Regions from separate parts of the Mus musculus genome. Here region 2 is linked to region 1. The links are chromatin loops, found by intact Hi-C in ENCODE. Cell type or tissue: heart. All regions are shown on one strand.

What was found. A loop is a pair of places that touch in the nucleus more often than their neighbours do. Peaks named below come from ENCODE experiments on the same cell type or tissue, not always from the same donor. Only the 100,000 strongest peaks of a DNase experiment are listed, where the experiment ranks them.
Region 2: a loop joins it to region 1, with 2.8 times the contacts of the local background. A loop is called at or near these places in 1 of 42 quality-filtered maps.

The regions. Positions count from the first base shown.
Region 1 is chr13:64,247,113-64,252,112 of GRCm38, reverse strand. Cdc14b (CDC14 cell division cycle 14B) reads left to right here. Exons shown (of 14, transcript NM_172587.3): 2 at 4,795-4,885. It overlaps 1810034E14Rik (RIKEN cDNA 1810034E14 gene), which reads right to left and starts at 3,413. Exons shown (of 3, transcript NR_045798.1): 1 at 2,910-3,413. In heart, CTCF peaks have their summits at 1,556 (motif pointing left) and 3,086 (motif pointing left); DNase peaks (open chromatin) are centred at 3,122 and 3,482; H3K4me3 peaks cover 1,779 bases; H3K27ac peaks cover 1,981 bases.
Region 2 is chr13:64,368,329-64,373,328 of GRCm38, reverse strand. Ctsl (cathepsin L) reads left to right here and starts at 2,809. Exons shown (of 8, transcript NM_009984.4): 1 at 2,809-3,093; 2 at 4,165-4,301. The coding sequence starts at 4,176. In heart, no CTCF peak of the experiment used is centred here; a DNase peak (open chromatin) is centred at 2,948; H3K4me3 peaks cover 2,441 bases; H3K27ac peaks cover 1,406 bases.

The DNA of each region.
Region 1 (5,000 bases):
CTTACCGGCTGCTGCTCATGTCTGTCTGTGTGTCTGTCTGTGTTGGTAATGGAGCCCCAGGCCTTTACTGAAGGGCAGCAGCACTGGGCTATACTTTTGCCGAATACTAAGGTCTTGTTTGTTTCTGAGACAAGGTCTTGTGTATCCCCAACTGGCCTGACCTCAAAGTTTATGTGGCTGAGTATGTCCTTGAACTCCTGTTCCTCCTGATCCCACTTCTTAAGTGCTGAGATTGCAGGTGTAGGACACCATGCTCAGTTTTCTATGGTGCTGGGCACAAACTCAGGCTTTTTGCACAGGCAAACAGCATCTCACTAAGCTGCATCTGCAGCTGACACTAGGATATGAACTGGACTTTTTCACATAGCCAGAATGCATGTGAGACGTGTTGGATAGCTGCAGTGAAGCTTCAGGGCCCCTTGTTTAAAAGATAAAAGATAGGGGAAGTCAATGTTTTTTCTCTCAGTCAGTGGTCATAAACTTCAGAAGTCACACAACAGGGCTGAAGGAGGGGACAGTAAGAGGTAGCTGACTAGAGGTAGCAACTGGCTAGAGAGACATTGTCCATTGAGAGTGAGTGGCTGATCTTTGGCCTTGGGTCTGTATGGGGAGATCTTAGTGGAAGAGCTGCTGCTGCATATACTATACTGAACAGGGGAGCTCAGCACACACAGGCTGACAGGGAAAGAAAGCTTCCTTTCTACCCAGAGGAATATGTTTTCCCGTGGTAAACTAATTCCAAGATGTTCTTAGTAAGTCCAAGTCTGTCTGGGTATAGATCCCTGGCAGAGCTCTCACTTGACAGTGCTTGCAACTGTTGGTTGCAAGTTAACTGGTTTAGTTCTCAGGCCTGAAGAAACCAGAAATTTGCAAAACCCAGGACTTTTTGTTGTTGCTAGAGACAGAATCTAGATGAGTACTCTGTACACCCCCAAGCCCCAAAGACTCGGGCGTGGTGGTACATGCCTTTAATTCCAGCACTTGGGAGGCAGAGGCAGGCGGATTTTTGAGTTCAAGGCCAGCCTGGTCTACAAAGTGAGTTCCAGGACAACCAGAGCTATGCAGAGAAACCCTGTCTCGAAAAAAAAAAAAAAAAAAAAAGGTTGTGTGAATCTGTGTGTGTTGTGGGGTCAGAGGATGACTCAGGAATTCATTCCGTCCTTCCACAGTGTGGATCCCAGGAATTGAACTCAAGTTGTTAGGCTTAATAGCAAATGCCTTAAGCCATTGAGACATCCTGCTACCCTGCTTCTTTTAGTTTGTAAAAAAGGTTTGTTTTTAAATCCTGAGGCTAGGTGTAGAGGCACACCTTTAATCCCAACACTCATGGAGGCAAAGCCAGGCTGATCTGTGTTAAAGGCTAGCCTGACCTACCTGTTAAGTTCCAGGACAGCCAGGGGGATATAGAGAGACACTGTCTCAAAAAAAAAAAAAAAAAAAAAAAAAAACAAAGCAAAAAATAACCAAAACAAAGTAAGCAAGCAAACAAAAGTCAAAATCGTGCAATTTCCAAAGATTAGAGAGTGCACACCTTTCAGTGTGTGGAGAGGGCCCTCTTCAGGCAGCCTCATGAAGTGCTTCACATCTCAATATGAATTTAGCTTTGAATAAACATTACCCTGCAAGCTTAGTTTTCAAAATCTTGCCCTTTTGAATAGATAATATGTAACCAAAAGTTCAAAAGCTATAAAAAGGCATAAATCTTTCTTACTCTCCTTTGTTTCATGCTGGGTCATCTGCTCTAAAAAATGCTAAAACTGCTTAACAATTTTCTGACTTAGGTGTCAGTAGTTGCAGGCACACAGGTTTTAAGGCACACATGGAAGGCATCCTCACGGGTAGGGGTGCTTGCAAGACGGCCTGATGACTTTAGGTTGGTCACTGGAACTCACAAGGTGGCAGGAGATGAAAGGACCTCAAAGAGTGGTCCTCTGACTGCCACACACACATAATAATGAAAAGAAAAAAAAAAACCTCAAACTTTAAAATGGCATTTCTGTAATTTTTGTAATAATATAATTGAAACTGGGTTTGCTTGGTGAATTTAGAATATTCTTGACTTGCTTATTGTTTATTACTGTGAAAACTAAGGAATGTATCGCCAGGGCGGTGGTGGCGCACGCCTTTAATCCCAGCACTTGGGAGGCAGAGGCAGGCGGATTTCTGAGTGTGAGGCCAAACTCAGGTCTACAGAGTGAGTTCTAGGACAGCCAGAGCTACAGGTACAAGTATAGAAAGAATCCGTGCCCCATACTGACTGCTGTGGGGTGTGTGTGTGTGACAGAGAGAGAGAGAGAGAGAGAGAGAGAGAGAGAGAGAGAGAGAGAGAGAGAGAGAGAGAGAGAGAGAGAGAGGTAGGTCATGATCTCAGTCTGATACATCTGAGATTCTAGAATAAGGTTAAGAAATATGCAGGTCTTTGGGGATCACAAATAATGTGTCATTTTTAGGAGAACTTGCCCTTTTCATTTTCTTTCAAGGGACTTTCATTGGCGACTTTTCACTTCTCAGCACTTTTCTGTAGAAAGTTTGGGAAAACTTGGGGAGGTAATAAAGATCTACAGACTCAGCACCATATGACACCCAACAAAAGTGGGGTCAACTCCATCCCATCCTGTGTGTTAACTTGTTCCCTTGAGATTAAGAACATAGACTGAAAACTGTGAATGGTTGCTAGGAAGCACATCAACTGTTTTGCTTTTAGACCATCCCCATACCTTTAACATAGCAAATGACCGGAGTATTACATTTATTTTAATTAAAAATTTGTGCGCCCTACCCCCACTGTGTGGGGAGGTCAGAGGATAACTTTGTAGAGTGGTTTCTGGGCATTAAACTCTGGTCCTCAGGCTTACAACATTGAAGGGCAAGTACTTTTACCTGATGAGTTTTCTTTAGGGGAGACTGACCTTGAACTCTTGATCTTCCTTCCTCTTTCTGCCTCCACGTACTGGATTATATTCATGTCCAACTCCAGCAGAGTCACTTGGCAGTTTCCGAACTCTGGTGCAAGAGCCCAGGTGCAGGCCTGTCTGATCTGAGCTGTGACTCTCCGTTGCTTGGGTCGGGGAGTGCCCCCTGGTGGCAGGCAGCGGTGGTGGGCGGGAGACCGAGTTTGTGGGGAAGGTTGCGCCGGCCTGGCCTCTAAATCCTTTATCACGCGTGCCTGGGTCGTACCGGCCAGCCGGTTTTGAGCTGGCCCAGTGTACCCAAAGCTAGCTTAGTCGCTCCCTTTTCAAGACATCTGGTCTCTGGCCGCGCGTGCCTGTGTGTCTGCTTTCTTCCTTTGCAGGACACTTGGACCTAGTTGCGTGTGCTCGTGGGCCAGGTCTCTTTCCTTCTCTCTTTCTCCCTCTGCAGGGCGGCTGACCTCTGGTCGCGCCTGCCCGTGGGCCTGGCCCCTTTTGCAGGAGACTGGCCCCTGGCTGCCCCAGGGACGTCCTAGAGTTTGGACTTCCGGGGTTGGCTCCCAGTCTGCTGCTTGTCACCCGCCAGGGCGTTTCCGTGCCCATGCATGGGCGCGGCCCTTTAAACTTCACTGTTTTTTAGACTTTGGGGGTGTGGTCACACTTTCTTTTTTTTTCTTCCCGTCCGTCCGTCGCGGTCATCCCAGACTCGCGGGTCCTTCTCTTGCCCTGCTTTCCAGATGCTTTGGAGTCATGAGACGGGAGGGCGCAGGGACCCCTCTGATGGCCGAGGTGATCCGAGGTGAGTGCACGGGGCAGGACTTAGGATGGCTGGAGGAGCGACTTGCTGCCCTAGGAGCCCAACTGGCCTCCTTTCTGGGTCCACTGACTTTGGGGGTAAACCTTAATGTGCCTTAATGTGCTTGTGACCCCTATGTCCTACAGCCTCTCCACCCACCCTGTGTGGGAGCTGGTGAAATTCCCAGTCCAGCCAAAGATCAAAGGTCATTTGTGATTAGAAAGGACAAAGCCCTGTCACCCATTTGAATGCGGCTGCAAGAAGTTTGTTGCATTTACTAGGAGATATTTGCAGCTGTTCTGAGAGAGGAGATACAGATTGGAAAGTTTAAAGTACCATTTGAGAAAAGGACGTCTCGGCTCTTGTTTCTTACCACTTTGATTTTTGCCATGTTTTGGGTGTAGGTATCTGAGTGCTGTTAAGATGTTGCCTTTTTCTGGGGGTTGGTGGGAATAAAGATGGATGGAGCCTTTGAACATCACTTCCCTTCTTGCTGAACTCCACAGCATCTGACTCATGCAACACAGATTCTACCCCAGTCTGGCCTCCCCTCACATTCACCTTGATTTTAAACAGCAATTTATAAGAAACCCAAAGCAGTGATTCCAATTTAAAAAATACGTATCTATGAGATTAATTGTATAAACATACCACCTTGTGTTCTATAGTTGTAAACAGCAACATGTATTTTCATGTATTGCTACATGTATTTTCAGTGTGTCATCGTAAACTTAATGCATGGTTATAGGCTAGCTATCAGAGGTATGCTGAATTTCCTGAAATTTCTTAGTCTAGTTGCTGCAGAAACTGAAACAGTACCACTACATGAAATAATCACCTACCACCATGGTCCTTACTAAGATTAAGACAATTTCTTCTTTAAAGCTTTGCTTATTTATTAATATTCACCAAAGAGACTTTTTGAAGTTACACATTGTCACCTCTGCCATCTGAAACATGGGGTGGGGTGGGGGGGACACAACAAAATCAAACAAGCCATCTTTGAATTCATCAGAAAGGAGTTGGGTCTTGGCTGGGGACACCTGTTTAAGAACTTGAAGAAAAGAACACTGCTGTTTTCCATTGCAGATCGCCTTTGTTTTGCCATTCTCTACAGCAGACCAAAGAGTGCAACAAACGAACATTATTTCAGCATAGATAACGAGCTAGAGTATGAGAAGTAAGTATTGCCTCTTGGAAGACTCAAACTTTTGAAATTTCCTCTGAGGAATCTCTAGGTATGTGTGCAGATGACATAGGCTTGGAAAAATTGTATATCTGAAAAACACTTGCAG
Region 2 (5,000 bases), 120 kb before region 1:
TGTTTTGTTTTTTGTTTGTTTGAGACAAATTTTCTCTGTAGTTTTGGCTGTCCTGGAGCTCACTCTGTAAACCAGGCTGGCCTTGGACTCACAGAGATCCACCTGCTTCTGCCTCCCAAGTGCTGGGATTAAAGGTATACATTACCATCACCTGGCTGCTAAAGAAAACAGATTTTTGATGTGAAAATATAACTCAGTGGCCTTGTCCAAAATCATGTTCTATCAACAACAGAATTTATTCCAGCTGAGTTTGGTGGTAGATGCTTGTAAGGCCTGAGGTTGAAACAAAAAGATTTTTGGCCTGAGGCCAAGCAGGGCTACATCTAGTAAGACTGTCTCAAAATAAATAAGTGGATAGATAGATAGATAATTGCCTGTGTTTCTAGAAAGTTTGTCTTTTTCACTTTGTTCTTTTTAAATAAGCACACAAAATGTATCTATCTTCTTCACAGTTAAGTCCATTTGCCTGTGTGCCTCTTCCTCACCCGTGTGCAGTTGTTTGCAGGAGCCAGGAGAGAACATCATATCCTCCAAGGAGTTAAACGTTACTAGCAGTTTGTAAGCTTCGGTTTGGGTCCTGGGAACTGATGGTTTCCTCTGGAAAAGCAGGGAGGGTTCTGAACTACTGAGCTCACCTCGTTTTTGTTTAAAAAAAAAAAACTAGAAAATAGTTATGGAGGAGACAAGGAATGCTTATTATTTTTTCCATAATGAATACTCTTTTCATTGTTGTCTTATGAAATGGGTCTCAGTATATAGCCTTGGCTGGCCCTCACTATGTAGACTGGGCTCAAGAAATCACAGAGATCTGCTTGGCTTGACCTCGAGAGTGCTCGAATTTAAGCATCTGCCACCAGGCCCAGTATGAATATGCTTTTTAAAGTTTTTTTGGGGTTTTTTTGTTTGTTTGGTTGGTTGGTTTTTTTTCGAGACAGGGTTTCTCTGTGTAGCCCTGGCTGTCCTGTAACTCACTCTGTAGACCAGGCTGGCCTCGAACTCAGAAAATCGCCTGCCTCTGCCTCCCAAGTGCTGGGATTAAAGGCGTGCACCACCACGCCTCTTAAGACACTTTTTAAAAACTCATGTTGCAGCTAGGTATGGTGATGCACACCTTTAATCTCAGCACTAGGGAGGCAGAAACAGATTTATTTGAGTTCCAGGACAGCCCAGTCTACAAAGGGAGTTCCAGGACAGCCAGGAAATCAAAAATCCTGTCTCAAAAAACAACCACAACAACAAAAGCCTCATTTTCGGGGAGGTGTACATGTGCCAACAGCACATACAAAAGTCAGAGAACAACTTTTGGCTCTCTTCTTTCACCATATAGATCTCTGAGATTGAACTTAGGCTTGGGTTCAGGCAACTCTTTAACACTAAGCAATCTCACCAAGCCCTGAACGTGATCTTTTAAATCACTTTTAAAAAAATACTTCTTTTAGGGCCAGGAGGTAGTGGCGCACTCCTTTAATCCCAGTACTTGGGAGGCAGAGGCTGGCGGATCTCTGTGAGTTTTGAGGACAGCCTCATCTATAGAGCAAATTCCAGGACAGCCAAGGCTACACTGAAAACCCTGTCTCAGAAAATATTTTAAATACTATTATAAAAGACATTACAAGTCAGGCAGTAGTGGCGCACGCCTTTAATCCCAGCACTTGGAAGGCAGAGACAGGCGGGTTTCTGAGTTCGAGGCCAGCCTGGTCTACAGAGTGAGTTCCAGGACAGCCAGGGCTACACAGAGAAACCCTGTCTCAAAAACAAAAACAACAACAAAAACAAAACAAAAAAAAAGACAATACAAATTTTTAAAAATCACATACTGAAATTAACCAAACTCAAATATTATAAAGCTTCTAAACAGAATAGCCAATAAAAAAAATCTTATATGGCTAAAAAAAAATTACACTTTACCGAATTATTTTCTTTCAATCTTACCTATACCTGTATATATATTTTTTCTCTATCCAAGTAATTTCTTCAAGCTACACAACTACAGCCTTCTATTAAATATTACTCTTCTTGAGTGAGGAAGAGGAAACTAAAGCGGATAGCTCGGAGATAGCTTTAATCCCGGCTCTTGAGAGGCAAAACCAGGATGCCTGTGATTGCCTGGTCTACATTATTAAACCCTATAACCCCTATCTCAAACACATACTTATATCTTTTCCAGCGAATTTATCAAATTCCAGAAGTGGCGCATGCCTTTAATCCCAAAACTTGGGAGGCAGAGGCAGGCGGTTCTGAGTTCGAGGCCAGCCTTGGTCTCCAGAGTGAGTTCCAGGACAGCCAGGGCTACACAGAGAAACCCCGTCTCGAAAAGACAAAAAAAAAAAAAAAAAGGAAAAAGAAAGAAAAAAATTGAAAGTAAGAAAAACAATTCATAATGTAAAGTAGGAAAACAGTCTCCATCGTTCTCAACCGCTTTTTTTCTTTTCTTTTCTAGCCACCATCCTACAACCCCACCCCCACCGCCGCGTCCCCGCCTGCCACGAAAAGAATTTCTACCAGACTTGAGAGAAATGCTCCTAAGGAACAATCCATGTATAGGTAAGGCAGGAAGTGCGGCGTTAGAAGCCACGTGCTGATCTAAATTCTATGGACACCCGTCCAGCCAGACCCTGGAGAGGTGACTCTGTCCTCCGCTCTGTCTTCTTCCACTTACATCAGCATTGTTGTGGGTTAAACAGAAACCACGGGTTATGCAACTCTCCACCCTGCACATTTTAATCTACAACTTTCATACAAAAGGAAAGGTATGGCTGAGGTGGAAATTCCACAGCAGGCCTTTTTTTTCCTACGCTTTTCTTACAGAACCAAGGCACCACGCTGGCGTGGACCCTCCAAAGTGGATCAGCCTCGCCCCAAGGCTTGCACCACAGGACAGGTTACGACCCGGCGGCGTCACGCGCCCGGACTCCCGCAGGCTCCGCCCCGAGGCAGGCATAGCCAATGACGGGGCGGGGGCGGGCCCTGTCGGGGCTGTAGCCTGAGAGGCTTTAAAGCCTGAGCCCGGCGCTGTTCCTCCAGATTCTCGGACCTCGGCGACCTCCGGGGATCCGAGTTTGCAGACTTCTTGTGCGCAGCTAGCCGCCTCAGGTGAGTGACCCCCGCGGGTTTAAAGGCTTCCCGAGCAAGGGCAGGTAGGGGAATCTAGAATGTGGGAACCATAGCATCTGCAACCCGGACTGGAGACCCCCGGATGGGCCAGGATCTCGAGGATGTGTCCTCGGCCTCCCCGAAGTGATAGGCCCTTGTTGTCGAGCGGGGTCTTCATCAGGTCATGTGACTCCGGGCTGCCGGGACCCGTAGGGACAGCGGGACCCCCTCAAGCTGGTCACGGGACCCAGGGCTCCTTGTGCCGCCATAACATTCGCGGGCGGTGGCCGCGAGCGCGGAGCGGACGCCCATCCCCCTCTCCCCCGGACGGGCCCAGCTTGGCCCCTAACCCGAACTGAGATCGCATAAGGAGGCATCGCCTTGAGGCTTCAGTTCGCCTGATGTGCAGCTGTGCGTTAAAGTGTGTGGTGGCAACCCACCCTCTGGGTACTCCTGTATGCCCACTTGGGGTCACTAATACTTGTCAATAAATGACCTGGACCCAGTTGTCCTCTTAAGATTCTGACGCATACAATATCGGAAGACTTAAGACTACCGTGGCGCTATAATAAGAGAAAGTGGGGGGGGGGCTGTCGAGATGGTTCAGCGGGTAAGAGCACTGACCGCTCTTTCAAAGGTCCTGAGTGCAAATCTCAGCAACCACATGGTGGCTCACAACCACCCATAATGAGATCTGACACCCTCTTCTGTGCGTCTAAAGTCAGCTACAGTGTACTTATGTATAATAATAAATCCTTAAAAAAAAAAAAGCAAGAGAAAAGGGTTTACCCCTGTTCCAATGACTACTAGGCTGTTTTTGTTTCAGTAGCTAGAGTCTAGGAACCTCCAAAGATTAATTCCTGACTTGTTTTTCTCCACTCATAATCACATTTGTTAACACGTGCAAGGATGCTTCAACTCAGAACGGTTTACTGCTGGGCTGGTGGCTCATGGATCCCTAAACTTGAGAGATGGGTCATTGAAAAAGTTTAAAGCCTAAACTACATGAGAAACTGTCCTTAAAAGAGAAAGCTTCCGTGGGATTCTCATTTCCTCTTTTTCCTTCCCTAGGTGTTTGAACCATGAATCTTTTACTCCTTTTGGCTGTCCTCTGCTTGGGAACAGCCTTAGCTACTCCAAAATTTGATCAAACCTTTAGTGCAGAGTGGCACCAGTGGAAGTCCACACACAGAAGACTGTATGGCACGGTTTGTAGTGTTTACATTGTCTAGAGAGAATGGTCTTCCTTGCCCTTGGAAGTGTTTGTTTGGTTGGTTGGGTTTTGTTTTTGTTTTTCCAAGTCAGTGCTTCTCTGTGTGTCCCTGGCTGTCCTGGAACTTGTTCTGTGGACCAGGCTGTGAACTCAGTGCTAGGATTTAAGTCATGTGCCACCACTGCCCACCTCTTTCTCCCCCCACAACCCCCCTCTCTAACCCTCAGAAGTTTATAGCCAGAGAGTAGTCTCTAGAGGCCAGCTCTTAGCAGGAATAGCCCAATCATACATCCATTGTGAGCAGAGTAGAGCACATACATCCCTTTGTGTGTTTTCGGGAGGAGTGGTGCCTTTCAGAGTGTGTAGCTGTTCCTGTTCCAGTAGATCCATTTGGTCAGATGGATTGGTTTTTTTATTTAAGATTTAGTTAGTGAGATATATGTCACTCGTGATATATACCACACTTATGTCTGGGTATTGTGTACATTCTGGAACTAGTTAGAAAGTACCATATGGCCGGGCAGTGGTGGCACACTTGGGAGGCAGGGGCAGGCAGATTTCTGAGTTTGAGGCCAGCCTGAGCTATACAGAAAAGAAACCCTGTCTCAAAAAAAGTAACATATGTGAGTGCTGAGAATTAAACCTGAGTCTTCCACAAATGGTCTTAAACACAGCCATCTCTCCAGCACCATCT